2 separate regions of the Homo sapiens genome follow, and region 1 is linked to region 2. Evidence: read pairs that join two places in POLR2A ChIA-PET (ENCODE). Cell type or tissue: PC-9. All regions are shown on one strand. Each heading gives the region's core, and the rest is flanking DNA. Links, peaks and the distances in the headings are about the cores only. Region 1 overlaps KCTD20 (potassium channel tetramerization domain containing 20). Region 2 overlaps PNPLA1 (patatin like domain 1, omega-hydroxyceramide transacylase).

What was found. ChIA-PET counts read pairs that join two places held together with the same protein. Peaks named below come from ENCODE experiments on the same cell type or tissue, not always from the same donor. Only the 100,000 strongest peaks of a DNase experiment are listed, where the experiment ranks them.
Region 1: POLR2A ChIA-PET joins it to region 2 with 13 read pairs; 2 of 35 experiments call an interaction of 5 or more read pairs at or near these places.

The regions. Positions count from the first base shown.
Region 1 is chr6:36,446,436-36,462,534 of GRCh38, forward strand. The region is part of intron 1 of KCTD20 (potassium channel tetramerization domain containing 20); the gene reads left to right. It also overlaps the pseudogene RN7SL502P. Among named protein-coding and RNA genes, the nearest start is that of KCTD20, 11 kb to the left of the region's middle. In PC-9, for the core only: no CTCF peak of the experiment used is centred there; a DNase peak (open chromatin) is centred at 9,256.
Region 2 is chr6:36,309,603-36,324,092 of GRCh38, forward strand. PNPLA1 (patatin like domain 1, omega-hydroxyceramide transacylase) reads left to right here. Exons shown (of 9, transcript NM_001374623.1): 9 at 2,161-4,353. The coding sequence ends at 2,284. BNIP5 (BCL2 interacting protein 5) reads right to left here. Exons shown (of 12, transcript NM_001010903.5): 8 at 13,691-13,931; 9 at 12,709-12,840; 10 at 11,553-11,617; 11 at 9,754-10,008; 12 at 6,159-7,789. The coding sequence ends at 7,754. Among named protein-coding and RNA genes, the nearest start is that of BNIP5, 20 kb to the right of the region's middle. RefSeq lists enhancers at 3,127-3,306, 3,497-3,606. In PC-9, for the core only: no CTCF peak of the experiment used is centred there; a DNase peak (open chromatin) is centred at 4,789; H3K4me3 peaks cover 401 bases; H3K27ac peaks cover 1,539 bases.

The sequences.
Region 1 (16,099 bases), core at 5,352-13,351, 140 kb after region 2:
TCATCAAGAATATAACTATTGTCCTTATCAAACTTATTAGGTACCTCTGTGATAGAATTTAAGACTGATGGCTAGGTGTGGTGGCTTACGCCTGTAATCCCAGCACTTTGGGAGGTCAAGGGAGGAGGATTTCTTTAGCCCAGAAGTTCCAGACCATCCTGGGCAACACAGGGAGACCCTGTCTGTATTATTTTAAAAATTAAAAAACGAACAAAGAATTTAAGACTCATCTAACTACTAACCTCATCCAATGTGATATTTCTTAATGGAAAATGAGATTATTGGGAATAGTACATGTATTTCTGGAATAGTAGGAAGGAAAGAATTACGGATGAAGAAAGAGGGCCTTTTGATGTTTTAGCTTGGAATCCCCAAATTAAACACTGTAGGATTGATTGCTCTTATATATTCCTGAAAGTAGTAGAAATAAAAATAGTAATGGCTTAATAATTAGTATACGTTCTATACCAGCCACTTACTAAATGGTTTTACATCATTGTCCCATTTAATTATCTCCATTCTATAGATAAAGACTCTAAGACACAAGAGATTAAGTTTGCCTCAAATAATATACCTAATAAGTGGCTGAGCCTGTAGTAAAGTAAGTCCATTTGACTTCAAAGCCATTAAAATATATGCTCAAGAGTGTCCTAGTTATATTTCATTGGGAAGTGGTTAAGAATGTGGGTTGTGGAGTCAGTGTTGCCTGGGTTCAAATCCTGACTCCTCCATTTACTAGGTTGGATAAAGTACTTTATCAGTTTCTGTCTCTGAAATAGACAATAATAGTACCTACCTATCCCAGGATTTTTAGGATTGAGTTAATTCATGTAAAGTTCATAGAACTGTGCCTCACAAACTGTAAGTTTTCAGGAAATGCTGGCCATTAATGTTTTCAAAAATATTTTTAGGCTGGGCAGGATGGCTCAAGCCTGTAATCCCAGCACTTTGAGAGGCTGAGGTGGGTGGATCATTTGAGGCTAGGAGTTTGAGACCATCCTGGCCAACATGGTGAAACCCCCGTCTCTACTAAAAATTCAGAAAATTAGCTGGGCATGTTGGCATGCGACTGTAAGCCCAGTTACTGGGGAGGTTGAGGCATAAGCATTGCTTGAATCTGGGAGGCAGAGATTTCAGTGAGCCAAGATCGCACCACTGCACTCCAGTCTAGGCAACAGAGCGAGACTCTGTCTCAAAAAAAAAAAGAAAAAAATATAAAATTTTTGATATACTATTGTGCTTAGAAAGGAAGACATATTTATAATTTATTTCATGGTGGGTGCTGTAGCTCACACCTATAATCCCAGCACTTTGGGAGGCTGACATGGGCACATCGCTTGAGCCCAGGAGTTCGAGATCAGGCTAAGCAACATGGCACGACTCTGTCTCTACAAAAAATATAAAAATGAGCCAGGTGTGGTGGTGTGCGCCTTTAATCCTAGCTACTCTGGAGGCCAGGGCAGGTGGATCGATTGAACCCAGAAGGTGGAGGTTGCAGTGAACTGAGATCGTGCCACTGCATTCCAGCCTGGGTGACAGAGCACGATCCTGTCTCCAAAATATATGTGTATGTGTGTGTGTATATATATATATATATATATATATTTGAAATACTGAGGTTTTATGATAAGTATAAAGTAAGCTTTATCTCTGCCCTTACTAAAACAGGAACATTACTAAAATTTTGGAAGGCATTGGAATGTAGTAGAAAGGTCCATGATCCAGGTCAGATGATTTGCTTCTAGTTGTCGCTGTCACTGCTAGCTCTGTGATTCTAGGTTCAAAATTTCTGTTTTACACAGAAGGTTGTGAGGATCAAATGAACTAACAAATAGGAATGAAATTTGAATTTTATATGCTATACAAATGTAAAATACCATTTTAAAAATTATGGAGGAAAGTTACAATGAATTATTGTTGCATAGATTATTGAAAGTTCAATTTCCTTAGAATAAAACAGGTAGTAACTTACACCTCTATGTGAAGATCACAGTACATATCTTAAAATTATCTAAGACACCCTCCATGTGTTTGTCTCAAATCTCTTTTTTACAGGGAGAACGTGAAATTTAATTTTTGCAGTTGTATCTGTGTATTGGTTTGCTAAGGCTGCCAAAGCAAAGGACCACTGTCTGGGTGGTTTGAACAACAGAAATCTATTTTCTCACAATTTTGGAAGCTAGAAGGCCAAGATGGTGTCAGGAGGGTTTGTTTTCTTCTGAGGCCTCTGTTTGACTTGTAGATGGCCATTTTCTTCTCCCTGTGTCTTTGTGTCCGGAATTTATTCCTTCCAGTGGGTTCTTGGTCTCACTGACTTCAAGAATGAAGCCGCGGAGCCTCGCGGTGAGTGTTACAATTCTTAAAGATGGTGTGTCCAGAGTTTGTTCCTTCACATGTTCAGATGTGTCTGGAGTTTCTTCCTTCCAGTGGGTTCGTGGTCTTGCTGACTTCAGGAGTGAAGCCGCAGACCTTCTCAGTGAGTGTTACAGCTCTTAAAGGTGGCGTGTCTGGAGTTGTTTGTTCCTCCCGGTGGGTTCGTGGTCTTGCTGACTTCAGGAGTGAAGCTGCAGACCTTTGCAGTGAGTGTTACAGCTCATAAAGTTAGTGCAGACCCAAAGAATGAGCAGCAGCAAGACTTATTGTGAGGAGCGAAAGAATAAAGCTTCCACAGTGTGGAAGGGGTTCTGAGCGGGCTGCTGCTGCTGGCTCAGGTGGCCAGCATTTAGTCCCTTATTTGGCCCTGTCCGTGTCCTGCTGATTGGTCCATTTTACAGAGTGCTGATTGGTCCATTTACAAACCTTTAGCTAGACACAGAGCGCTGATTGGTGCGTTTTTACGGAGTGCTGATTGGTGCATTTATAAACCTTTAGCTAGACACAGAGCACTGATTGGTGCGTTTTTACAGAGTGCTGATTGGTGCATTTACAAACCTTTAGCTAGACACAGAGCGCTGATTGATAGACACAGAGCGCTGATTCATGCGTTTTTACATAGTGCTGATTGGTGCGTTTACAATCCTTTAGCTAGACACAGAGTGCTGATTGGTGTGTTTTTACAGAGTGCTGATTGGTGCATTTATAATCCTTTAGCTAGACACAGAGCACTGATTGGTGCGTTTACAATCCTTTAGCTAGGCAGAAAAGTTCTCCAATTGCGTTTACAATCCTTTAGGCAGAAAAGTTCTCCAAGTCCCCACTCGACCCAGGAAGTCCAGCTGGCTTCACCTCTCATCTTCACATTGTCATCCCTCTGTTTATGTGTTCTACTCGCCCCATTTTGAGGACTCCAGACATATTGGATTAGGGCCCACCTTAATGACTTCGTTTAAAAGGCACTGTCTCCAAATACAGGCACATTCTGAGGACTAGGGGTTAGGGCTTCACATATGAATTTTGAGGGAGACACAGTTCAGCCCCGACAATCTGTTTAAGAAGTTATGTGTTGGTGGCCGGGCGCGGTGGCTCACGCCTGTAATCCCAGCACTTTGGGAGGCTGAGGCGGGCGGATCACAAGGTCAGGAGATCGAGACCATCATGGCTAACATGGTGAAACTCCGTCTGTACTAAAAATATAAAAAATTAGCTGGGCGTGGTTGCAGGCGCCTGTAGTCCCAGCTACTTGGGAGGCTGAGGCAGGAGAATGGCGTGAACCCAGGAGGCGGAGCTTGCAGTGAGCCGAGATTGCGCCACTGCACTCCAGCCTGGGCAACAGAGTGAGACTCCGTCCTAAAAAAAAAAAAAAAAAAAAAAAAAAAGAAGTTATGTATTGGGGCCGGGTGCAATGGCTCCTGCGTGTAATCCCAACACTTTGGGAGGTGGAGGCAGGTGGATCATCTGAGGTCAGGAGTTTGAGACCAGCGTGGCCAACATGACGAAACCCTGTCTCTACTAAAAATACAAAAATTAGCTGGGCACGATGGCACGTGCTTGTAATCCCAACTACTCGGGAGGCTGAGGTAGGAGAATCGCTTGAACCTGGGAGGCAGAGGTTGCAGTGAGCTGAGATTGTGCCACTGCACTCCAGCCTGGGTGACAGAGTGAGACTCTGTCTCAAAAAAAAAAAAAAGAAAGGTTATGTGTTGGGTAATCTGAATGCTCGTTTCCTTCATCACTATGTCCTACGCCATGAGGCCCAGGCAGCATTCTTTTTCACGTGACTGGCTTTACCTGTTCTTCAGAACCATGCTTACTTTTGTATACCCTGAGAAGCATATTATGCCTCTGTATAAATCATTGTGTTATGTTATATTTAAGATTATCCTGTTAGCCTACTGAATAATGTGCTTGAAAAACTATTCCATACATTAACTTAAATTCCTAATTCATCTATTAAGCTCATTTCTTCTTTAATCTAGATGGAAGAATGTCAAACTATTTTATGTGATAATATATTGTTTTCTGATTAAACTTTAAAAATTTTCTCTTAAACTGTTTCAAGCAGTTTTAAAAATTTATTTTATCTTATTTTACTTTTTAAGAGTTAGAAGTCTTGCTGTGTTGCCCAGGCTGAAGCATAGTAGCTATTCACAGTCTTGATCCCACTACTGATCAGCACAGGAGTTTTGACTTGCCTGTTTCCAGCCTGGGTCAGTTCTCCCCTCCTTAGGCATCCTGGTGGATCCCTGCTCCTGGGAGGTCACCATTGATGCTAAATTTGGTGCAGACACCTGATTGACATAGCGCACTACAGCCCAGAACTTCTGGGCTCAAGTGATCCTCCCACCTCAGCCTCCTAAGTAGCTGGGGCTACAATAGTGTGCCATGGAACCTAGTTACAAGCAGTTTTTAAGAAACCATTCCAATGATTCCAATGTTTTCTTGAGAAGGTATCTGTTTTTAGAGATACATTTTCATTTTTCCTTATTTTAAAGATAATAACACATTCATTTTAGAGACTTTAGAATATTCAGTAAGACAATAACTTTTTAAAAGAAAAGTCACGTGATTCTACAGTTAAGGGAGAATAATCTTTTCCATCTTTTTTCTGTGGATACATTTATTGTTTCAACTTGCCTTTTAAAAATCTAATATATCAATACTATTTCACACTATTTCAGTTATTTTCTTTTCTGAAATAAGGTCTTGCTCTGTCACCCAGGATGAGGTGTAGTGGCAAGATTTCAGCTCACTGCAGCTTTGACCTCCGGGCTTAAGCAGTCCTCCCACGTCAGCCTTGCCCAAGTAGTTGGGACTACAGGTATGTGCCACCACACCCAGCTAATTTTTTTATTTTTTGTAGAAACGAGGTCTCACTGTGTTGTCCAGTTTTGTCTTGAACTCCTGGGCTCAAGCGATCCTCCTGCCTTGGCCTCCCAAAGTGTTAGGATTACAGGCATAAACTGCTGCACCTGGCCCTATTTTAGTTATTTTCAAACAGATTTCTATTTATTTATTTAGAGACAGAGTCTCACTCTGTCACCCAGGCAGTGCAGTAGTGCAGTCTCAGCTCACTGCAACCTCCTCCTCCCCGGTTCAAGTGCTTTTCATGCCTCAGCCTCCTGAGTAGCTGGAATTACAGGTACACACCACCATGCCCAGCTAATTTTTGTATTTTTAGTAGAGACAGGGTTTCGCCATGTTGACCGGGCTGGTCTCAAACTCCTGACTTCAAGTGATCTGCCCACCTTGGCCTCCCAAAGTGCTGGGATTACAGGTGTGAGTCAATGTGCCTGGCCTATTTTTTTAATTGGTGAATCATATGAATTGATTTTTGAATGTTAAACCAATCTTTGCCATAATGTATTATCCTTTTTTATGTGGCTGAATTTGATTTTCTCATAATTTGTTTAGGATTTTTGTGATTATGTTCATGAGAAAGTTTGATATAATTTCTTCGTTAAAAGTGTGGGAAAATTTGCTAGTCAAGCCATTGGATTCTGGAAAAGTTTTAATTATCAATTAAATTTCTTTACTAGATATAGGACTTTGCAGATTTTCTAATTTTTCTAAGTCAGTTTCAATAAATTATAGAATATTCATTTAATCTGCAAATTCTAATTTACTGGCATAAATTGTACAAAATAACTGCTCATCTTTTTAGTCTCATGGGATGTGTACTGATAGTCTTTTTTCATCTGTGATCATTGTAGTGTGCATCTTCATTTTCTTTTTTTTTTTTTTTTTTTTAGATGAAGTCTCACTCTGTTGCCCAAGCTGCAGTGCAATGTCGCTATCTTGGCTTACTGCAACCTCCGCTTCCCGAAGCGATTCTACTGCCCCAGCCTCCTGAGTAGCTGGGACTACAGGTGTACACCATGACACCTGGCTAATTTTTGTATTTTTAGTAGAGATGGGGTTTCACTATGTTGGCCAGGCTGGTCTTGAACTCCTGACCTCGTGATCCGCCCGCGTCAGTCTCCCGAAGTGCTGGGATTACAGGCGTGAGCCACCGCGCCCAGCCTTATTTTCTTTTTAAAACAACTTCACTGAGAGAGAATTCACATAACATACAATTCACTCATATAAAGTATAGAGTTGAGTGGTTTAGTATATTCAAAGTTGTGCAGACATTACCACCATTATTTCTTTCTTGATCAGTTTTTAGGGCTTATCAGTTTTCTTAGCTTTTTTTTTTTTTTTTTTTTTTTTTGGATACAGGGTCTCACTCTGTTGCCCTGGCTGGAGTGCAGTGGCGCGATCTTGGCTCACGGCAACCTCCGCCTCCCAGGCTCAAGCAATTTGAGTGCCTCAGCCTCCCAAGTAGCTGGGATTACAGACGCGTGCCACTACTGCCTGGCTAATTTTTTTTGTATTATTAGTAGAGACAGGGTCTCACCATGTTGGCCAGGCTGGTCTTGAACTCCTGACCTCAAGTGATCCACCCGCCTTGGCCTCCCAAACTGCTGGGATTACAGGCGTGAGCCACCACCCCCAGCCTTTTGTTTTATTTTGTTTTGTTTTCTTAAAGCCAACTTTTGGCTTTATTGATTTTTCTCAGTTGAGCTTGTGTTTTCTTTTACATTAATTTCTGCCCTTATTTCTTTCCTTATATATTCTTTAGGATTAATAAGCTATTATTTTCCTGCCTTGAGAAAGATACTTTGATTATTGTTTTTCATTCTTTTCTAATGTTTTGTTTTTTGTTTTTTTTTTTTTTGAGACGGAGTTTTGCTCTTGTTGCCCAGGCTGAAGTGCAATGGTGTGATCTTGGCCCACCGCAACCTCTGCCTCCTGGGTTCAAGCGATTCTCCTGCCTCAGCCTCCCCAGTAGCTGGGATTACAGGCATGCACCACCACACCTGCCAATTTTGTATTTTTAGTAGAGACGTTTCTTGATGTTGGTCAGGCTGGTCTCAAACTCCTGACCTCAGGTGATCCGCCCGCCTTGGCCTCCCAAAGTGCTGGGATTACAGATATGAGCCACTGTGCCCGGCCTCTAATATATGTTTTAAAGCTATAAATTTTCCTTTGTGCCTGGAGTTAGGCTTATTTAACAAGTTCGCATATGTTGTATTCATTCAGTTCAAAATATTTTCTCCATTTCATTGTGTTCTGTTTTTGGTCCAAGGTTATTCAGAAGTGTGTTGCTTAATTTTCCAACATTTGAGGATATTTTGTTTTTGTCATTGATTTTTAACTTAATTCCACTGTGTTCAGAGAACATAACTATTCTTTCAATCTTTTGAAATGTATTGAGACTTACTATGTAGCCTGAATGTGGTCAGTTCTGATTAATTTTTCAAGTGTACTTGCAAAAGAATTACTCTGCAATTGGGTGCAAATTTGGTTAATTTATGAATGATGTTATTCAAACCTTCTATATGAGCAGTGGACAAACTACCTCCTGCTGCCTTTTTTGTACACAAAGTTTTATTAGAACACAGCCATGCTTACTCATTTACAAATTGTCTATGACTGCTTTTGCTCTATAATAGTATGGCCCACAAGACCTAAAATATTTACTTTATGGCTCTTTTTTTTTTTTGAGATGGAGTCTCGCTCTGTCGCCCAGGCTGGAGTGCAGTGGCGTGATCTCAGCTCACTGCAACCTCCACCTCCCGGGTTCAAGCAATTCTCCTGCCTCAGCCTCCTGAGTAGCTGGGACTACAGATGCATGCCACCACACCCGGCTAATTTTTGTGATTTTAGTAGAGATGGGGTTTCACCATATTGGTCAGGCTTGTCTCGAACTCCTGATTTCAGGTGATGCACCCAGCTGGGCCTCCCAAAGTGCTGGGATTACAGGCGTGAGCCACTGTGCCCAGCCTTTTTTTTTTTTCTTGAGTCGGAGTCTTGCTCTGTTCCGCAGGCTGGAGTGCAGTGACACAATCTCAGCTCACTGCAACCTCCGCCGCCGGGTTCAAGCAGTTCTCCCGCCTCAGTCTCCCAAGTACCTGGGACTACAGGCACCCACCTGCCTGTAGTCATGCCTGGCTAATTTTCATATTTCTGTAGAATTGGGGTTTCACCATGTTGTTGGCCAGGCTGGTCTTGAACTCCTGACCTCAGGTGATCCGCCCATCTTGGCCTCCCAAAGTGCTAGGATTACAGGCATGAGCCACCGTGCCCGGCCTACTTTATGGCTCTTTACCAGAAAAGTTTGCCACCCATTCTACAGTGTTACTTTTAGGCTCCCAATGGAAAACCTGGGGTATTTCACAGGATCCTTCCTCCTCTGCAGACCCATTCCAGTTTTTGTCTCTCCAGCATCTTGATGCTGACAAAAGCTCTGCTTAACTTCTCAACTTTTGGGCCAGGCACAGTGGCTTACGCCTGTAATCCCAGCACTTTGGGAGGCTGAGGTGGGCGGATCACCTGAGGTCAGGAGTTTGAGACCAGCCTGGCCAACACAGTGAAACCCTGCCGCTACTAAAAATACAAAAATTAGCTGGGTGTGGTGGCAGGTGTCTGTAGTCCCAGCCACTCAGGAGGCCGAGGCAGGATAATCGCTTTAACCTGAGTGGCAGAGGTTGCAGTGAGCCAAGATCATGCCACTGCACTCCAGCCTGGGCGACAGAGCAAGACTCCGTCTAAAAACAAAAACAGAACAAACAAAAAAACTTCTCAACTTTTTAGCTGCTGCTTTCTACTTAGCTTTATAGCCTTTTGGTAGCTGCTTCCAAATTGGCAAATATCTGGAGGAGAAAAGTGGTACAGAGTGTTGGGCTTAACTTATTTGCTTTCTCTATTAGCGTTCCACCAAAGAAAATAGAACCAGTAGTGTGTGTGTGTGTGTGTGTGTGTGTTCACACACATACATATTAGGCTATTTATTGCAAAGAATTGGTTCACACTATGTTGGGGACTAGCTAGGCAAGTCTGAAACCCGTAAGACAGGTTGCAGCCAGGAGGGACAGGCAGGACCTCTAGGATAGGAGCAAAAGCTACAGTCTGCAGGCAGAATTTCTTCTTCCTCAGAGAAGTTTGTGTTCTGCCCTTAAAGCAACTGATTGGATCAGGCCCACCCAGATTATCTAGGATAATCTTCCTTACTTAAAGTAAGTAACTATAGACTGTAATTGTATCTACCAAATACCTTGACAGCAACACCTGTATTAGTGTTTGAATAACGGGACTGTAGCCTAGCCAAGTTGATACATAAAATTGACCATCACATCTTCTCTGTAGGAATTCACTTCTTGAGTCTTGGCCACTTCACTAGTTGTCTGATGCCTTCAAACAGATGTTTTTTTTCTGTTTTACTCAGCTTTTCTGAGCGCTCTCCAGTAGGAGGTTTATTCTGGTAGAAACTTGCCCATTGGTAGCAGTAGAAATCCCAGTGTTCTAGAAAATGTTCTGAGGCCAGGTACAGTAGCTCACACCTGTAATCCCAGCACTTTGGGAGGCCAAGGCAGGAGGATTGCTTGAGACCAGCCTGGGCAACATAGCAAGACCCCATCGCTAAAAAATTAGCTTTTTTTTGAGACGGAGTCTTGTTCTGTCACCCAGGCTGGAGTGCAGTGGCGCAATCTTGGCTCACTGCAACCTCTGCCTCCCGGGTTCAAGCGATTCTCCTGCCTCAGACTCCCAAGTAGCCAGGATTACAGGCGCCCGTCACCACATCCAGCTAATTTTTGTATTTTTAGTAGAGACAGGGTTTCACCATGTTGGCCAGGCTGGTCTCGAACTCCTGACCTTAGATGATCCGCCCACCTTGGCCTCCCAGAGTGTTGGGATTACAGGCCTGAGCCACCACGCCCAGGCTTTTTTTTTTTTTTTTTTTTTTTTTAAGAGCTGGGATCTTGCTCTGTTATCCACGGTGGCATATAGTGGTGCTATCACAGCTCACTGCAGTTTTGACCTCCTGAGCTCAAATGACCTTCCTGCCTCAGCCTCCTGAGTAGCTGAGACTACAAGTGTGCACAACCATGCCTGGAAAAAAGAGATGGTAAAGAGCCTGTGGAGCCTGTAACCCACTCCTGAGTAGCTGGGACTACAGGTGTGCAAAACCACGTCTGGAAAAAAGAGATGGTAAAGAGATGGCGGTCTTGGTGTGTTGTCCAGGCTAGTCTCATGCAATCCTCCTCTCATGCAAACCTTGGCCTCTCAAGTAGCTGGGACTACAGGCATATGCCACCATGCCTGGCTAATTTTTTTGTATTTCTTTTTGTGGAGACGGGGTTTTGCCATGTGGCCCAGCCTGGTACTCCTGGTCTCAAGTGATCCACCTGCCTCGGCCTCCCAAAGTGCTCGGATTACAGGTGTGAGCCACCGTGCCCGGCCTAATTTTTTATTTTTTGGAGAGATGGGGGTCTCACTGTGTTGCCAAGGCTGGTCTCAAATTCCTGGGCTCAAGCAGTCCTCCCACCTTGGCTTCCTAAAGTACAGGGATTGCATGTGAGCCATTGTGGGCTGTATGCTATTCCTGAATTAATGAAGATACTATTTAATCCTTTAAATCACTTATCTGATGCTTTTCAGAGATTCCCACATTACTTGCCTCGGTCATATTGTGGATTTTAGAATTGGAATGGTTTCTTGTAATTTTACCAATACTGAGCATTAAAGAAGGCCTTGCTATTTTTAAGTCTGTATCCTAATCAAATGTTGAGGCCGGGTACGGGGACTCACGCCTATAATTCCAATGCTTTGGGAGGCCCAGGTGGGATGATTGCTTGAGCCCACAAGTTAGAGACCAGTTTAGGCAACATAGTGAGACTCCTATCTCTACTTAAAATAGAATTAAAAAATTAGCTGGGCATGGTTGTGCATACCTGTAATACCAGCTACTTGGGAGGCTGAGGCAGGAGGATTGCTTGAGCCCAGGAGTTGGAGACTACAGTGAGTCATGATCTGCCACTGCAAAAATGTCAAGAAGTCTGGAAACAGTGTTAAATGCAAAACTGTGGCAAGAATTATAGATTTAATATGCTAATCAAAGAAGGGAAATTTATGGTACTTGTCTTTAATATTTAAAGGGTTGGAAGTGATGGAAGGATATGTTTTTCCGGGGGTAGGATTAAACTAGTGCATGGAAGTCACAGTGGGTGTAATAGATTATTTTTGGATATTTTTAGGTAGACTGGGATGAACTAGTAGAGGTGTTTTGTAGTCTTGGGTGGAAGGTTTGAGATCCCAGATTTTGAGGTTCATGATTGGTAAAATTGTGGCGGTGGGTGATTGGGAGACCATCATAAGGTTGCTGGCATTTTATTTTGTCATGTAAGGGCATTAAAAAAATCTAGCCTTCTTTTTTGAGACAGGGTCTTGCTCTGTTGCCCAGGCAGGAAGGCAGTAGCATGATCATGGCTCACTGCAGTCTCAACCTTCTGGACTCAAGCAGTCCTCCCATCTCAGCCTCCTGAGTAGCTGGGACCACAGGCATGAGCCACCATGGCCAGCTAATTTTTTTTTATTTTTATTTTTGTAGAGAAAGGTCTAGGCCGGGTGCGGTGGCTCATGCCTGTAATCCCAGCATTTTTGGGAGGCCGAGGTGGGCGGATCACCTGAGGTCGAGAGTTTGAGACCAGCCTGACCAACATGGAGAAACCCCGTCTCTACTAAAAATACAAAAAAATTAGCCGGGCGTGGTGGTGCATGTCTGTAATCCTAGCTACTCAGGAGGCTAAGGCAGGAGAATTGCTTGAACCTGGGAGGCAGAGGTTGCAGTGAGCCAAGAGCGTGCTACTGCACTCCACCCTGGGCAACAAGAGCAAAACTCCATCTCAAAAAAAAAAAAAAAAAAAGAAAAGAAAGAAAGGTCTGGCTATGTTGCCCAGGCTGGTCTTGAACTCCTGGGCTCAAGTGATCCTCCTGCCTTGGCCTCCCAAAGTGCTGGGATTACAGGCGTGAGCCACTGTGTCTGGATTATTACATTTTTAAAGAAGGCATTTTTGGCCAAGTGAGGTGGCCATGCCTGTAATCCCAACACTTTGGGAGACCAAGGCGGAAGGATGGCTTGATCCCAGGAGCTTGAGACTGGCCTGGGCAACATAGTGAGACCCTGTCTCTACAGAATAATTTAAAAAGGGGAAAAAAAAATTAGCCAGGCATGGTGGCATGTATCTGTGGTTCCAGCTACTTGGGAGGCTGAAGTGGGAGGATTGCTTGAGCCTGGGAGTCCAAGTCTGTTTTTTCTTTTTTTTATACTGACCACTATACTAATGAGGAAAAAAAATACATTTTTAATATTAAAAAAGAAGTAAAGATGGCTGGGCACCGTGGCCCACGCCTGTAATCCCAGCACTTTGGGAGGCCGAGGTGGGTGGATCACTTGATATCAAGGTCAAGAGTTTGAGACCAGCCTGGCCAACGTGGTGAAACCCCATCTCTACTAAAAATACAAAAATTAGCCAGGGCTGGTGGCACGTGCCCATAATCCCAGCTACTCGGGAGGCTGAGGCAGGAGAATCGCTTGAACTCGGAGGCAGAGGTTGTAGTGAGCTGAGATCATGCCACTGCACTCCAGCCTGGGCAACAGAGCGAGACTCCGTCTCAAAAAAAAAGAAAAAGAAGATATCATTTAGGTACAAAGGATAGCCCTTCCCAAGGAAGCCTTACACTATATACCATAATTTTTCACTTCATATTTTAACATTTTTAAAATCAGGATGCATCTGAAAATTCTATTTAATACAATAGTGCTGCTTTTTCTTAAAAAGTTTTTAGATTGATGATGTCTTAGCGTCAAGTGTCTTAGGACTCAGAAAATGGTGTGTGGGTTACATTATCTACATTGGCCTAATTTTTGACAAGACTGCATGAAAACTTTTGACAGCAATTGGTGCTGGTCCTTGAACTAGATGACCTTTACACTGTTTTCTGACAGTGATTTGTGGATTGTTTATAAACATGAATTTTCTACATGTTAGCTCTGTTACTACAGTACTTTTGACAGCAATTGGTGCTGGTCCTTGAACTAGATGACCTTTATACTGTTTTCTGACAGTGATTTGTGGATTGTTTATAACATGAATTTTCTACATGTTAGCTCTGTTACTATAGTACTGATTTATGGATCTGTCCTCTAAAGCCTTCAACTCTTTTCTTGCTATATAAATGCTTAGCTCTTTTCTATAAAATAGTCAACTGTATTTACTAATATACTTTTAATTTTTTAATTGCACTGCTTTAAAAAATGTTATTACTAAAAGTATATCCCTTGGATTTCCTAGAAGTTTGTCTTTAAATTATTCTTTACAGCCTATGCAGTTGTTCCTTTAGAGAGTTTTAGGTAATAGCCAAGTAGAGGAGTATCCTGGACACTGAAGACCTTACCCTGGAAATTCTATTATATGTTGACCAGCTTTTTTGTAGGAGTCGTGAGCTTTCTTTGACCTATTATGTGCCTTGGATTGTTCTCCTTAAGGTTTCATTAGAATGACCTTAACTAGTTAAGTTCAATCAAAAGAGGAAGCACCCCACATGGAAATTATAGAATTCCATCTAACCAGTATTTAGGTAATAAAGTTGAAAGAAGTTACAGCAGAATTAGATCTCTCTTTTTTTTTCCCGAGACTGAGCCTGTAGCCCAGGCTGGAGTGCAGTGGAATGATCTCAGCTCAGTGCAACCTCCACCTCACAGATTCCAGCGATTCTCCTGCCTCGGCCTCCCGAGTAGTTAGAACTACAGGTGCCCACCATCACACCCAGCTAATTTTTTGTATTTTTAATAGAGACGGGGTTTCACCATGTTGGCCAGGCTGGTTTCGAACTGCTGACCTCAAGTGATCCGCCCACCTCAGCCTCCCAAAGTGTTGGGATTACAGGCGTGAGCCACCGCACCCAGCCTCACAATTAGAACTTAATTTGAACTCAGATTGTAAAATCAACCCCCATCTGGAGGTATTTGATTTAGAGGCTCTGTTGTAGCAATTATTTAAAGAGGAAAGGTGCTAGATGTGCCCATTATCAGCACAGGAAGATTATATGTCCTAGCCCCCGGTCTTCAGCTTGAAATCACATTTCCAGTCCTGTAAAACATACATAGAAATTTTGAAGTGATTTATACCTATAAGGAGCAGCGGCACTGCATGGTGGTAAACAGCATGGACTATGAAGCCAGAAGTCTGGCTCCACTGCTTGTTAGCTGTGTGACTGTGGGAACTTTCCTTAACCTCCTTCTTCCTTCAGTTTTCTTATGTGTAAAATGAGGGTAACAATGGCATCTACCTCATAAAGTTTTTTGAGTATTAAATAATATTTATAAAGTACTTAAATAATATATAGTGCATGATATGTGTTAAATCAATTAAGTTTAAGTCCATCTGGACTTAGGATGTAATGTTTGCAGTAATTTGACATATGAAAGAATCCAGCAGATTAATTTGTGATTCTCATTTAAGATATGTTCTTGAGTAATTTGGTTTAGATTTGATTATTAGTTGAAGAATGCTAGAAAACTTTGCTAAGTTTGAAAAGTGTTGTAATATTTAGGACCTTTTTATGTATACTATACTTATAAGTTTAATTTTTTAAACATCTACCAGAACTTTTTTAAAAAAGTACTTAAGGATTTGCTTGGTAGGCATTTGAAGTGCTAACACAGGAAAAGAGCATCTATTAAACTAAATGTAGTGAAGATGTTTGATGGGAATGCCAAATTTAGGGGATTCATGTTTTATATTTAAACTGGAGGTGGGTACAAGAGTTTTTATTATATGGTTCTTTAAATCTTTTTATATGTAGTACATTAATATTTTTAAATTAGGTAATTAGGCTGATACAGTTATAAAAAAACTAAGGGTCTTTAGACTGTTAATATACTGAATTTAAGGTCTTAATGTAAATCCAAGTAACTCACATAGCCTTTTATGTGCACAAAAGCTGTCTTTCAACGTTAAGTTATATTGACAAAAAAGTACTGTAACTCATATAGTCTTTTATGTAAGTTAAAAGCTGTCTTTCATCTAAGTTATATTGACAAAAACGTACTAAGGGTAGTAAGTTAGGAGTGTCAAATAGAGGAGACAGGAAAATTTATCCAAGCAATTCTAATCTTGTCACCCTGTCATTGTACTTTTATCTGTCAGCTTGTTAGCCTGGCCTGTGATTTGTAGAGAAGGAGGAAGGAAAAGGGAAGTGGAATCAGAGGAGTACGAGCTTTCCTGTGGAATTGTAATGCCTTCTTCTCTCCTGCTTCTCATTATGATTTTCTTCCAAGTAGAAATGAGGAGCAGAAATAGTCCTGTCCACAGATATCCTTTGAATTTTCTGCCTTGCCAAGCTTGTGTAGTTTTTTGCCTTAAATTCTATTTTGTAGGCTATTAATATAGCTTCACCAACTCTCTTTTGGGTATCTGCCCCTTTTCCATCCTTCACCATTTTTCTGTTGTGTTAGTTTCATGTATTTTCATAACCCTTGTGGAGTATGATGATAACAACCCTTCGTAGTCTGTTACATATATAGTTTTTCAAGTCTGTTGTCTTTGTTTATAGGATCCTTTGCCATACAAATGTTTTTAAATGTTTTGTGGTCAGATTTGTCTTTCTCATTTCGCTTTTGGGTTTTGGGTCTTGATTAAAAAGGCCTCCCAACCCCTAGATTGTAATCTCCTGTAACATTCTTGGAAAAGAATATTGTTGTGATTCAGCTTCTCATCTATGAAATGAAAAGACTATACTGAAACAGTAGTTCCCAAACATCGCCAGTCAGTGGGAGATCACTTGAGGAGCGTGTTACAAGTTCAGATTCTCCAGACCCAACTAAAGACTTATTGAA
Region 2 (14,490 bases), core at 1-8,000:
GGTGCTTTACAAAGAAGCAGGCTGTGATAAAAACAAACAAGACAACATTCATAAACTGTGGGAAGCATTGTTGTCATTGGGTCACACCTCCTGCACCAGGCAGGTGGTTGTCTGCTGCGTTCCTTTACAGAACAGATGCTGAGCCTGCCTGGAGGTGGCAATTTACCAATCGATGGTCTTAAGCAATTCCAAAGGCTGGGGTAAGGGGTAGAAAAGAGAAGCTCAAAAATGTTAGGGATGGAGAAGGGGGGAGTGATTCAGGAAGAGGAGAAACCTGTTCATTTCCTCCCAAATTACAACCACTGTCACATCCATGGCTAGTCCTGTGCAAACTTCCAGTCCCCAGCTGATATCCCTGCAGACAAGTAGAGAGAGGCTAGAACAAAAGCTAAAGTGTAGATGTCCCATACACTAATCAGTGTTGTTTTTTAATCAGAGGTTGAAATTCATACTCTGATGCAAACTGTATTAGTCAGTTGTTGCTGCTATGATAACACTGCATAACAAACAACCCCCCAAATCTCAGTGGATTACAAGGACAAACATTTGTGTTTCTCTTTCATGGGCCTATGTGTTGGCTGGGATAGCTCTATTTAGGCTGCAGGCTGGGTTAAGTCTGCTCCAGGACCCTTTCATTCTAGGAACGGCAGTGATGCCAGACTTGCTCTTCTCCTGGAGCTTGGGTGGGTGTACGCATCAGCCTAGCTTTCCTCTGCTAGCCTTGGCTCTCCTCCAGTAAGGGTTCCGTGGTCATCCGACTCTGGATTGTGTCACTGGCCTCAAAATGAAGAGACAGAGTGAGAAATTGAGAGGCTGCCTACAGGCTACAAATGGAGAAGGAGGACTCCATCCTGCCCCCAAATCCTCCAAATTCCTACCAAGTCTGTGAGATGCCCCAAGTTTCCACCATAAAAGATCCTTTTCTTTGAGTTTCTATGGAATTTCCCCCATTCCGATGTGAATGTAATAATATAGCTACAACTTACATAGTACTTACGTGCCCAGCACCATGGCACAGAGAGGTTAAGTAACATGCCCGAAGCTACACAGTTGGTAGGTGGCAGAGCCAGGATCCCAATTCAGGTTATCTGTCACCAGTGTCTTGATGTTCCAACTTAGTGATACAGCCTACGAGGGTGGTGGGAGCACTGGGGTGGGAGTCAGAAGTCACAGGGGTTAGCACTGGTTTCTCTATTCTGGCAAGTTACTTTACTTAGTGGGAGTTTCAGTTTCTCTCTATAACATTCACCCTGCCTTCAACCCATGGTTATTTGGGACTTAACTGAGAAGCTGAATGTGGAAGCATCCTGTGTAATTCTGGTTAACAAGACATGTCAGAACCTTATGACCAGTGCCCAGGCCTGTGTGGGACATTTGGGAGGGTCCCGGGGCAGTGTGTAGGACTGGGGCACCAAGAGAAAGGAGCAGAGAGAGGGTATCTGAATGCATGGTTCTGCCTAGGAGCTTTTAGGAATGCAGATTCTTGGGCTCACCCTGCACCTACTGAATCGGAAATGGGGCTGGGGCCCAGCGGTGTGTATTTCACATAGTCCACCAGATGACTGATGCACGCTGGAGTTTGAGAACCACTGGATTACTATGGAATAGAAGCACAGAGGAGAGGCAGCTAATTCACTCTGTTAGCTTGGGGATCTCAGGGAACCTGGTGGAGGTGTGGAAGATGAGCAGAAGTTAGTCAGACTGAGGATAAGGGTGTGGGAGGGTATTCCAGGCACACGGGATGGCCCAGAACAAGGAAATAGTCTATGCAAGCAGTTAACTGCAGTTGCAAGGATGGAGGTAGCGGAGAGGCCTGGAAGTGAACTTGGAGATGTGGTGGAAGGTAGGTCAGGCTGCCTTGGATGACCGGCTAATGAGGCTGGACTTCCCGTGTGGTGCTGCAGAGTCATTGCAGGGTCTAAGCAACAGAATGATAGATTTGAAAATTACGGAGATTTTAAAATTATCCAAGAATGTACAAGTCCACATCCCAGCATTTCTCTGGGCTCGGCAAGTGTCTTCCTCCAATTTCCTAGAGAGGGCAAGTAACTTGCCCCAAGTGACACAGGAGGTGGAGGCAAGTCTTGGAAGTGAGGTCTTCTGATTCTCCCTTTTGTCTCCCTTCTTTTCACCTGTTCTTCCTCGGCTTCTCCTATCCAGGTCTGCTCCCTGCCCACTCAACTTCCCTCTGCTCTCCACTTCTGAGACAGTTTGGGTCACCTACAGACCTCATCCCAGCCGGATCCAGGAATGCTGCCCTGAAGTGTGGAATTCCTTAGGATGACCTTGGAAGGCAGATACTGCCTGTCCTGTTCTGGGATGCTGTGGTGACTCCTGGGTCTCATTGATCCAGCTCCTTTTATTCTCCCACCTTCCCTTCCTGGTCATAGTCAAGGTCAACACTAGCCCAGGCAGTACCTTTTATACTAAGAAAATAGCACCTCTTCCTGGAGAACCTGACTACCAGCCGCTGGAAAATTGTCATAATATGCTGATTTTGTTAGAGCAAGACACTTGACTGACAACTGCTAGAAAACTACAAAGAACATGCACAGACATGCATAAGTCTGCGAATCGCCTACCCCTTTTATATGGCACTGTACCCTTGTATAGTGTAAAATCTGCACAACTGTACTCAGCCATCCGGAGACCACTTCAGCCCCATCCCCTTCCTAAAAAAACAAGTATCAGTTGAACTTTCATACATGGAATGATGTTTCAAACACCCTTTTATCACCTCCCACTGGAGATTACATTTGCAAGCAGCAAAAGACCCCTGTGTAATGAAATGAACCCCCTAACTGGCTTTTGGTGTAGCTTGAGATTTCCAATTTCCATGCATTGGCTATAACAGGCCTGGCTACCTGCTGAGGGTTGCCCAAGGTGTATGAACCTGTAAGGGTGATCCCCGGTGGAACTAAGGTTAGGGAAGTCCTAGATGGGGGATTTCCTAGGAAGCTGTGAGCCGAGAGAGAGAACGGGAGCTGGAACGGGAGAGAACCTGAGGACCCTGAGGCCAAGCCTGCTTCTCACTGCTGTCCGGCACACTCCCCTGACTCTGGGCCCTTTTGAGGACCAGGGGCAACACCTATTCCCAGCCCCGATGGTGCACAAGATCTGTTTCCCTTCCAGGGTGAGCATCTCAGCTTCCTGCGATCCTTTCAACCCTTCCACTACCCTACTCTGGACAGACTGATGGATGCCAGCACTGATCGGCACTCATGGACCTTCCTCTCAACCTTGGCCTGAGCTTGCTTCTTTGAGATGAGCCAGATCATTTCTAGTCTCCCCAGGATCCTGTCCAAGGGCAAAACTCTTGGGGGCCCAGCAGGACTGAGCCAACGACACGCTTCCTCTTTCTTGTGGTGGCAGGAGCCCAAGTTCTGGTTGTTTGGTTTTTAATTCTTACAGTGTACTAACGGCTTGGCCTGAGCTGGTCACTGGAATCGCTGGCTGAATTTGGTCAGGCAGCCCAGGCATTGAGATCTTTAGAGCTCCCCCGGGATTATGTGGTGCTGTGGTGTTGAGACAGGCTGCCCTGGAGTCCTGGGTGGCTGTAGAGGAAGAAGGAGGCCAAATGTCCCTCCCCTGCAGCCAACACAAATGAGGGCTCTCTGTCTGCTGTTCACACCTCAGTGAAAATGTTCCGTGAGGAGGACAACTTCAGCCTCAATTTTTCCAGCCTGTCCAGAAAATAATTGCCCCCCTCCTCCCCAGAGAGCAGACAACCTCCAGGTCCCGCCAGGCCCAGCAAGGAAGCCCCAGCTGCCCACAGGCCTCAGGTACATTTGCTTACCAAATCCTGAAATGCAAAACCCAGAATGAATGGGTGGAGGACCATACTAAACTGCCCTTTGGAGCCTGAGGAGACCATATGCAAATTTAAGCCTGGTGGGGCTGGGGATTTAGAGGGTTGGGGCTTGGCTGCGGCAACAGACCCCACTTAACACAGCCATTCCAGGGAACAAAATGTACTTTTGAGACCCTGAAAATGGTCAAAGTCCCAGGGGTCTTGCATCCTCTGCCTACTCTGGTTGATCTGTGGCCACACCAGTCAAAGGAAGCAGCTGGAGGTGTGTACTGTGGGGGAGACTGACTAGAGAGGCCCGCCCGGCCGCAGGCCTTTCTTCCAGGAGTGGCCTCCATGTTTGCAGAAGCCTGAGGCCTGGGAAACTAGGGGGAGGAGAGTGTCCTCTCTTGCACAGCCCAGGAATGCTTGTTCCCTGGGACCCAAGGAAGACTCGAACTTAATCATAATTATTGTTTTAATTCAAAGTCTGTATTTAGAGCCCAGATGCTCTTAATGTCAATTATGTTAAACTATTAATACATCCTCTTGCATACTTCCCTTCACTTGGTTTAATTATTTTTCTTGTTTTGAGGTAATTAAAATAATTGTTCTTACATTAGTTTCAGAGTTGCCAGATAAAATAGAGGACATTTTGTTAAATTTGAATTTCAGATAAACAATGAATAATTATTTAGTAGGAGTACGTCCTCAATATTGCAATTATTTGTAATTTTCTGAAATTCAAATTTAACTGGGTCTCCTGTATTTTTATGTGCTAAATCTGGCAACCCAAATTAGCTTCTGTCTCCTTTTTCTCTTTTTTTTTTTCTGATCAACATGAACGAATTGTTACATGTCAGCCACTGTGCTTTGAAACTGGGAGGCCTCACTTGTGCCCGGGGCAACACCAGAATGCTGTCTTTTCTTCCAGGCAGCACCTCTGACTGATACCCACAGCACAACCCCGCTGTAACCCAGCTAACACCTCCAGCTCAACCAGTTCTCAGCTGACCCCATTATCTCTGACTCACCCACTTAGGCTTCTGACTTCTCAGAGGGAGGGAATTAGGTTAATTATGTTGTAATGTTACTTGCCCACCTTTTTAAAGCCATGCAAAGCAGCAGGACCTCTATGCACCCCAGTGCTCTTGTAAAAACCATCTGTGTTGCTCTACATACTTGCCAGCACTTGGGGGAAAAAGACCAAAAACATCTATGGTGGGAGTTGAGGGGCCCCACCCCTCCACAGCACCCTCACAGGGTGCCCTATATTCATATTGGCACAAAAGCCCCATAACCAGTGGGGCCTGTGAGCATCCTGTGGGCAGGGGTTTTGTCTTTTGCATTTGTGCATTCCACACAGTTAGCATCAGAGCTGGTACATAGTAAGTGCTCAATAAACATTGGTTGAATAAATGAACTACTGGATTAGATCATAACTGGAGGGAAGGGCACTAAAATAGGAGTTATCAGAGCCTGCTCCTGGCTGGGTTCTGTCTGTATCTGGCTGTGTGACTGTGAACAAGGTGCTTCCCTACTCTGAGCCTCTGTTTCCTCATCTGTGAGAGGAGGATAATAATGCTGCCTCCTCCTGCTCTCCTTGGAGCATTAGGGTGAGCCTTCAGGGGTTGAGGAACAGATACTCTTGTGTCACCTGAGAGAGGAGAAAGGACATCATCAATGTCTGTTCTTGGAGACATTTTATGGACCAAAAACCTAGCGCTGTATTCTAACAATTTTTTTAAAATTATTATTATCCTTTAAGTTTTAGGGTACATGTGCACAATGTGCAGGTTAGTTACATATGTACACTGTGCCACGCTGGTGTGCTGCACCCATTAACTCATCATTTAGCATTAGGTATATCTCCTAATGCTATCCCTCCCCCCTCCCCCCACCCCACAACAGTCCCCAGAGTGTGATGTTCCCCTTCCTGTGTCCATGTGTTCTCCTTGTCTAACAATTTTTTATCTTGGCTCTGAGTGACAGAATTTAAGCACCAGATTTGGGGGACTAATAAGAGACAAGGTGGAATCAGTACTGCTCCCGATTTTCCTGGACATGCAATGAACTGTCACATTGAGAGTCACTGAGTTGTAGAATGTCAGGTCTGGAGGGCAAGTATCTTGTCCCCAGGGTCACCCAGCCTGGGGGCAGCTGGATTAAAACCCAAGTCTTCTGACACCCAGCCCAGGACACTTTTTTACTGCATCAGAGAGCTGGCGCTCCAAGGATGGGACACCTGGAGGGGATCCAGGCAGGGACAAGGAGGCCAACCCACACAGCCTTGCAGGCACCAGACAGTCATAGATGTGGCAGGTGGGTATCTGTCTTGCTTCCATGGTGAATAACCCAGATCACAGGTTTGTGCAAGTTAATGTATTTATTTGCTCAAATAACACGGTACAAAAATGAGACTCAGATGCCAGCATCAGGAGCACATACCAAATACTCATAGGGCTTAAAGAACATCATTCCAAATAAGAAACTATGTACAAAAGGTTCCTGACCTTCATTTCATAACTTATTCTGATCCTTCATATTTAGGTGCTATGATTGTGAACACTGCCTAAAACAAATCCACAAATAGCTCACCTCTCCCCCACTTCTCAGAAGCAGCAATAAAAACTAAATGGCTTTCCGGATAGGCTGAGTTGAGCTTATGAAGCCAGTGCCTCAGGTTGGAGGCCAGTCCCATATAAGCACCCAGGGCCTCTCCGCTCTAGACTGCTCCTCCTCCCCAGTCCTACCCCATGGTGCGACAGCAGGTTCAACACGGCAATACCATGTCCCCAAGGGTCACAAGATCTCACTTGCCATCCAGGTTTAACACCCTTTCCCCCATGACCACATGTTCTGGGCAGTGTCCAAGGGAGCCGACTGTCTGTCTACAGTCTTGTCCTTCCTGCACATAGATATGAACATGTGGCAAATTTCACACCTGAGTCAAGCTATTGAAACTGTTGAGCTATACAGAAGGCAGAGCCTCTGGCACCCCCACACTTCACCTTTGTGCAAATACAAAAAATAGCCCTTTTCTCAAGACATGTTACTGCTACCAGCTGCAAAACTGTCATGATAAATCTACAAATCCACAATGTCTAGGACATGAATAGTACCTCCTGGAGTATGGTGCTCTTGAGCAGTGCACCCCTGTGCAACAATCCATGGCAGTCCAGCCCATTGAAGCCCTCCTCCACTTCCTGAAAACTACCCAAAAGAAGCTATAGTGCCTACATGGACATGGCACTAGGTAATTTTCAGAACTCTTCACATCCATTTTCTCACTGACTCCTAGCCAATCCCATGAGATGGGAGAGGTGCAAGGTATCAGCTCCATTTCTCTAGTCATAGAATGACAGGACACAGGGTTAGAAGGATTCTGAGAGACCAAGTGTCCCCAGTCTCTAGGTTTTTCCATCTTGGGCCTGCAGAGTTCCTGGGAGGCATCTACAAATCCATATGAGCATGAAGAACTACTGGTCAACTGAAGAAATGATGGGATACACTTCGATGCATATCTGTTTGGATGCATGTGGATGTTCTGTTTAGAGATTAAATAAAAATTTAGTTTAAAAACTAGACTCAGTTAACATGAACATCTGAGAAAATATCAGTAGGCCTTCTGGGTGGGATCCTAGACTCCAAAGTCTGGAGAGGAGGGGGAATGTGTAGAGGGTCATGCAGCAAGTCTGGGGTAGGTTCAGCAGGTAGAGCCCCAGTCTTCCTCATTCCCAGTCCAGTGCTGATTTCCCCAGACATGGCCTCTGTGTCTTGCCTTGTGGAAGAATGCTCTGTGCTTCTCAGATACTAGGGTATGGACACAGAATGATTGTCTGCTCTTGTCTTCCATCACGTTTGTGAAGCAGGGATTGGGACATCACAGAGCATCTTCAGGGTCTCCTGGCTAAAGCTGCGAACCATTTGGCTAGTTCAAGGGAATTTGAGTGCAAGACACAGCTTTCAATCTGGACTTTCAACCTTAGGACTTGTGATGTTCTGGGAAGAGAAAAAGAACATAGGTGTTAGCCACAGCTCAATTATTTATGGGTTCATTCTGGAAACAACAGACTTCCCATTATCCCATTGACACCCCACCCCAGCCTCCATCTCTGGGTCTTTGTTCTTGCAACACCTCCTGCTGACACTGTTCTCCTGATCCTTTCTCCCCAGACAGCCTCCCCATTCTCAAAGGTCAAAATCAGCAACTCCACCTCCTGGAAGGCTCCCAGGACCTACTTGCTTCATGGGCCTCAGCTACCACTCATTTGGTATTTGGTTGCTATTTAATTTTGTCATCAAACTGTTGTCTTTTCCATTGGCAGATGAAGCCTTTGAAGGCAGAACCTTCCACAGAGCCTCACAGCCCTTTGCACAACTAAGCACATAGGAGGCTGTCAATAGCTACCAGTTAAATGAATGAATGAATGAATGAATGAATGGTTAGTAAAACCAGAAGATGGAGTCAGGGCAACTGAGGATGTCAGAACTGATGTTTCTATAATATCTTTCACGAATAACTCAGATCGATCTGTAAGCTATTACCTAAGCCACCCTAGAGGGCAAATTATCTGTAACATTCCTATTCTCTAGGAGAAGACAGTGAAGCCAAGGAGAGAGAGAGGTCCATGGTAAGGAGGATTTCTGACCAGGAAAATGAACCGAAGTAGAGGAGAGCATTTGAATGACAAGATACAACTACCATGAAATAAGCCAGCTCTCTTGAGAGACTTTTCAAATGGCTTCTAAAGGTAATTCCAAGAAAGACAGAAGTGTTTCGGGTGATAGTAGCATCATTGCAAAAGGTTTCCCAGGGGACCACTTGGATGTAGAAGTTCCGGTCCTGTTTGTCCAACACCAGCAAACAGAACATTTCATTCCTCTAAAGTTACACCTTCATTCAGAGGCTTCTACGCTGTGGATCTGGGTCAAATGTTTGTAAGCAGGTTATGTTAAGTGAATTAGAAAAGGATGAAGAAATCTTTATCAGAGTCCACCAGAAAATATGAGAGCTCAGAATTTTTAAAAAATCAGGCCAGCTGTGGTGGCTCATGCCTGTAATCCCAGCACTTTGGGAGGCCAAGGTGGGAAGATTTCTTGTGGCCAGGAGTTCAAAAGCAGCCTGGTCAACATAGTGAGAATCCATCTCTATACCAAAAAAAAAAAAAAGAAAATTTAAATTAGCTAGGCGTGGTGGCATGCTCCTGTAGTCCCAGCTACTTGAGAGGCTGAGGTGGGAGGATCATCTGAGCCCAGGAAGGTTGAGGCTGCAGTGAACCGTGATTACACCACTGCACTCCAGCCTGGGTGACAGAGCAAGACCCTGTCTCAAAAAAAAATCAGTGACAAGCATCATCTCTGAAGGGAATATCTCAGAGACTTGGGGGAGGCGAAATTATTAGGAAAAGCATAAATGCACTCAGAACAGTGAAGGTGACGGCAGGAGAGAGGCTGTTCATTAAGCAACCAAGGCCAGGTCAGTGAGTGATCGCCTCCTGGAAGCCTTCCAGAACCAACAGCCCATGGAGCCTTCTTGTCTATCTCAGCCACCCCTTATTTGATAGATAACCTTACTTTGTTATTTACATTTTATGACAGCCTAGAATTGAGAAGCCAAGCAACAGAGCCCACAAAATAATAACAAGGCAAGCTAAGATCGTAGCCAGTCCAATATGCCATTCTATCAAAAAGCATGGAAATGTACATGTAATTGAAGACTAGAGCCAAATAAACAAGATGTTAATTATGGAGTAAAATCAGTGAGGTTTCAGAAAAGAAAAAGGTTGTCATGGTTTAGAATTGTCTCAGAAGGCCTCAGTGAGGAGGTGACATTTGAGATAGACCCAAAAATTCTGAACTGAGCAGGGGAGGGGAGAGGAGGATAAGTAGATCCCACTGGAGGCCAGCTGTGAGCCTGCTGTCACTCATGCTACATTGCCATTGTCTTCCCCGCCCTCTCTCACCGGCTGGTCCTCCCTGTATGGGAACTGGGTGCAATTGTAGTGGTCTCTTAGGCCCATGAGGATGCACATGGCATGGCTGTTGCTGCCAGCAAATTTGTTAGCTAAGCTAACGTCAAACTGGTAGAGTCTCCTGGCGCGGTTCCTGTCCAGCTTAGAGGAGTGAGCCACCTGGCTGCGCAGGGTGGCTACCAGCTTGCTGAGGGAGGAGTCCGAGAACTCGTAAAAAAACCTCTTAAAGCTGGGGTGGCGCCTGATCTGGAAGTGGAAATGAAAACAGGTCATTAGTGTTGCTGGCAGTACCCCTCCCGCCAACTGCCCCTCCCACAACTCCATGCAGCCAGGCGGGGCACTCCTTGTCCCTGGGATGAGCTCCCCTTGTTACATCCCTCCACTGCCCCTAGCCTCTCAGAATCTGTTCTGCGAGGTCCAGCTCAAAGCAGCAGGACAAAGTAGAGGGCAAGGGTGGAAGTACAGGTCTTTAGACTCAGATAATTCAGAAGCAAACACCCCACAGAGTCTTCTCGTCTACCCTAGCCATTCCATATTTGACAAATAATCATACTTTATTATTTAAATGTATAACAGTCTAGAATTGGGATGCTTAAGTTGCACTTACTATGTGTGTGAGCCTCTGGTCATCCATAAAATGTAAAGTATCCACCCAACCCCAGGATTGCTGGGCGGGGATTGGAGGGGTGGGGAATGAAATGAGAGAATTTATATAAAATGTTTAGTACAGGAATGTTTAGTACAGATGTTAGAGGAATTTAATTCCTTCTAAGCCTCCTCCAACAAGCTCCTTTCTCTTAATAACTAAATGGGTTCCCCAGAGGCAGACCCAGACACAAGGACTTGGGTACAGGCATTTTATTCATTAAATGATCCCAGGAAATGCTAATGGAAGAATGAGACCTGGAACAAGAATGGGAAGGCGGCCCAGGGGGTGGCAACTGGAGCTTAATCCACTCAGGGCACCTTGGGAGCTCGCTGAGAGCACATTCCTCAGTTATACCCCACAAAGGCAAGGGAGCTGGGGTCTCTATCCACCAACTCCCACCAGCCATTGGTTGAGGGTTGCTCATGGGGAAGTGGAGGCTGTTAATTCTGCCCCCCACATGAGTTGCAAAATGGCCCTGGGTCCTCAGGCACAAGGAGGCAGGTGCTGGCAGCTGGATGGGCCAGCGTGCACTCTGGTGGTGAAGAGAGGCACCCAGAGCGTCCGCTATGCTGATTACTCATCTTTAACCTGACCTCTTCACATGTGATCTGTGTTTGTCTCTCAAAGTAGGCTGTGTTTTCCAAGGGTGGGGAACCTTCTGTTACAGACTGCCTATCAGGGGAGAAAATCAACAAGCTTGAAAGAATGAGAGACCACATAAATGCTGAAGAGCACGGCAAGACCGAGAGTGAACCCGGAGACCACAGGGAATGGAATCAGCCGGGCGGGTGGGGCCAGGAGTGGCCAGGTGTGGGCGGAGGAGGCTTCCAAGGACGGGGGACATGAGCCGAACTTCAATAGCTGATTTGGACAGGAGTGGTCCTGGCTGGGGCAGGGAGGCCACATGAGCGTTGTGTTATTTTAAACAGTTCCCTCATCTGCTACATGTCTGGCGTTTTCTACATATGCACTAAGCTTGGTCAAGTAGGTAATTCTCTCTCATTTTGGAAAAGAGGAAACCGAGACTCAGAGAGGTTAAGGGACATGCTCAAAGTTGCCCAGAGGTGCAGACTTGGGGATGGAACCCAGGTGGGTAGATGAGGCCCTGGGGTTGGCCTGGGGAGGGCTGAGTGGTACTCACCTGCTGCCCCAGTTGGCCATCCACTTCTTGGAGAAGTGCCACAAGCTTCTGGATGATGATCTCCTCTAAGGAAAAGAAAGGAGGATTGAGTGACTGTTGACTGGGTGATGCCCAGTTCCCTTCCAAAAACAAAGTGCTGCAACAATACATCCACCTGTGAAAGACAATATTTTCTCTCTAAAACTCAGCACACACGTTAGTTATGATGGACCCAGACAATTCTTACCTTAAACTAGAGCTGGAGTATGAGAGACTTGTTTGGGTTCCCTTTACAGAAATAGAAGGGACTCTGGTTTGCTGGGCCTCACCTGTAACCACATTCAGCTTCATTTGATAGGTGGGAAACTGAGGCCTCCCAGTGTCCCTTATCCAGGCTACAGGGTAGCACAGTCAAGAATGGGAGTTTGGACGAGGAGCAGCACATCAGAATGCAGGGAGGGGACATGCCAGGGCTACTGACCCATTAGGAATGCACCCATCCACCTGTGTTCTAAGCAGCGGTGTGCCAGGGCCTACTCGTACTAAGTTTACTGTAAATATTCAGGAAATTTGTGGACTAGTTGTTTTGTTTTAGACAGAGTCTCGCTCTGTCACCCAGGCTGGAGTGCAGTGGCGCGATCTCGCCTCACTGCAACCTCGGCCTCCTGGGTTCCAGTGATTCTCCTGCCTCAGCCTCCCAAGTAGCTGGGATTACAGGCACACACCACCATGCCAGGCTAATTCATTTGTGGACTAGTTGTTATAAACTGTTAGCAGCTTGAAATCAGCCAAAGTAAAAATATTTATGCCATGGAAATCTGCAAATGCTACAAAGTAGGGCATCCTTCTCCCATTGGAGAGCCTGTCTGCCAGCACACCACTGCTTATGAGACCCGGAGCAAGCTAGGAATTTCATATGAAACATTCAAGCAAACGAATGGGGGTGTTAATTATATTCCACAGGATAGACAGGTGTCCTCTACCTGCAACTCTGCCCCAACAGCACCAGTTTAAAGGCCAAGCCTGTGCCCCCTGCCCCATCCTAGAGTCTCCTGGGGTCTTTGCCTGCTGCCTTCCCCATTCCTTCCTCAGAACCATCCCCTATTCAGCCTGTGAACTCCATGTGGAAGAGAAGCACCCGGGAAGCTGTCCAGGTAAGAGCAGGGGTGTTACTGACTAGATTCACATGCTCCACTCAGCTGAGGTGCCCCTTCTGGCGTGTGGCCTCTAGCCTGGGAGGGTGCTTCTGAGATCACAACTGGCTCCCCTTCTGCGGGCAGGGGCTCCCGGCACTCGAGATCTTCTGGATCTAGGGCAAAAAAAGAGTTGTTGAGTGTTTTGCAGAGAGCTGAATCTAGTTCCTGACAAGAAGCTGTTCGGAGGCACAGGCATAAGCAGGGGCTGGTTTCCAGGCTCCTCGGTGAGTTTCCTGCCCCCGGCTCTGCCTCAGAGGAGTTCGTGGTGCACTCCTGGCCTTCTCCAGAAACCTAACTTTCGCCCACCAACCCTTTCTGCCTCCTCAGTCTGGGAGGGGCGCAGTTAAAACAGGTGTGCCAGCAGGGCCCACCAAATGAACCCTTTCCCTCTGCCAGGTTTTCTGGGTCACTTAGCCTGTCTGAACCTCACTTTCTCCATCTGTTAAGTGGGAGTGATAAGATTGACCTCACAGGGTTGCAAGCAGGTTAAATGAGATAATATGTGTGAAACTAGCAGGTAGTAGGCACTCTGTGATGTCAGGGGAATTACTGTACACCAGTGGCCCTCAGGCTTTGGTGTAGTGAAAAAACAGGCCCAGGCCATCTCCTACTTCATCAAACCCAGTTCTCTGTGCTTTTCTATGAACTGGCCAGGTGATTCTGATGCACAGCGGCACGGATCTCCCATCACATTTGTTGTTAAGTGTTTGTGTGTGGAGAGGGAGGGGAGGGCGTGTGCAGTGAGCAGGGCCTACTGGGGGTGGGGTCCTGCTGGCACCTGGACCCTCACCTCTCCCCACACTTCCACACCCCCCACTCTACTCAGCATGGAAAGACACAGTCAGGGCTTTCAGCAACAGTGGACATCCTCCACTATGCCAGCCTGTCAACGACAGACAGGCCACACAGCAGCCTTGCCCAAGAGGAAGCCTCTGTTACCATGGCAACACCAGGCCTGCTCACCAAGGCTGCTGGAGGTGGAGGGCCGATGGCCACCAACACACAGGGGCAGAAAGCTGGGCCTCTTGGGTCGTCGGGCCTCTGGGCTGGCAGCCCCTGCTGCCCCCGCTCTTCTGGGTTCCTTGGAGGTGTGTTTCTTATGGTAAAACGCTCTCCTGAAGCTCGACCTTTTTTCTTGAGATTTCCTTCTGCAGTGTGGGGCCGGGTTTTCTACACCCACCTCTTCCTGCTGGACTTGAGGTTGCTGTGGGGGAGATGAGAGAAACTGAGTCAGGGCCCCTGACCTTGAGGAGATCTCAGGTGAGGTGGGGAAAGAGAGCCACGGTGGGCTAGCAGGCGTTGCCCAGAGAAGAGTGGTTGATGCTCAGTGCTGGGGAAATATGTGTGGTCTGGAGGGGGCTGGGGAAGCTTCAAGAAGGAGGGACTGGGTCCGGGTGCAGTGGCTTACACCTATAATCCAAGTACTTTGGGAGGCTGAGGCAGGTGGATCACCAGGGGTCAGGAGTTCGAGACCAGCCTGGCCAATATGGTAAAACCCTGTCTCTACTGAAAATACAAAAATTAGCCGGGTGTGGTGGCGCATGCCTGTAGTCCCAGCTACTCAGGAGGCTGAGGCAGGAGAATCGCTGGAGCCCAGGAGGTGGAGGTTGTAGTGGGCCATGATCGAGCCACTGTGCTTTAGCCTGGGCGACAGAGCAAGACTCCGTCTCCAAAAAAAAAAAAAAAGGAGGGACTGGAGCAGGACACAGAAGAGCAGCAGAGACAGGGAAGTTGTTACACCAGGCAGGGTTGGGGAGCCCACA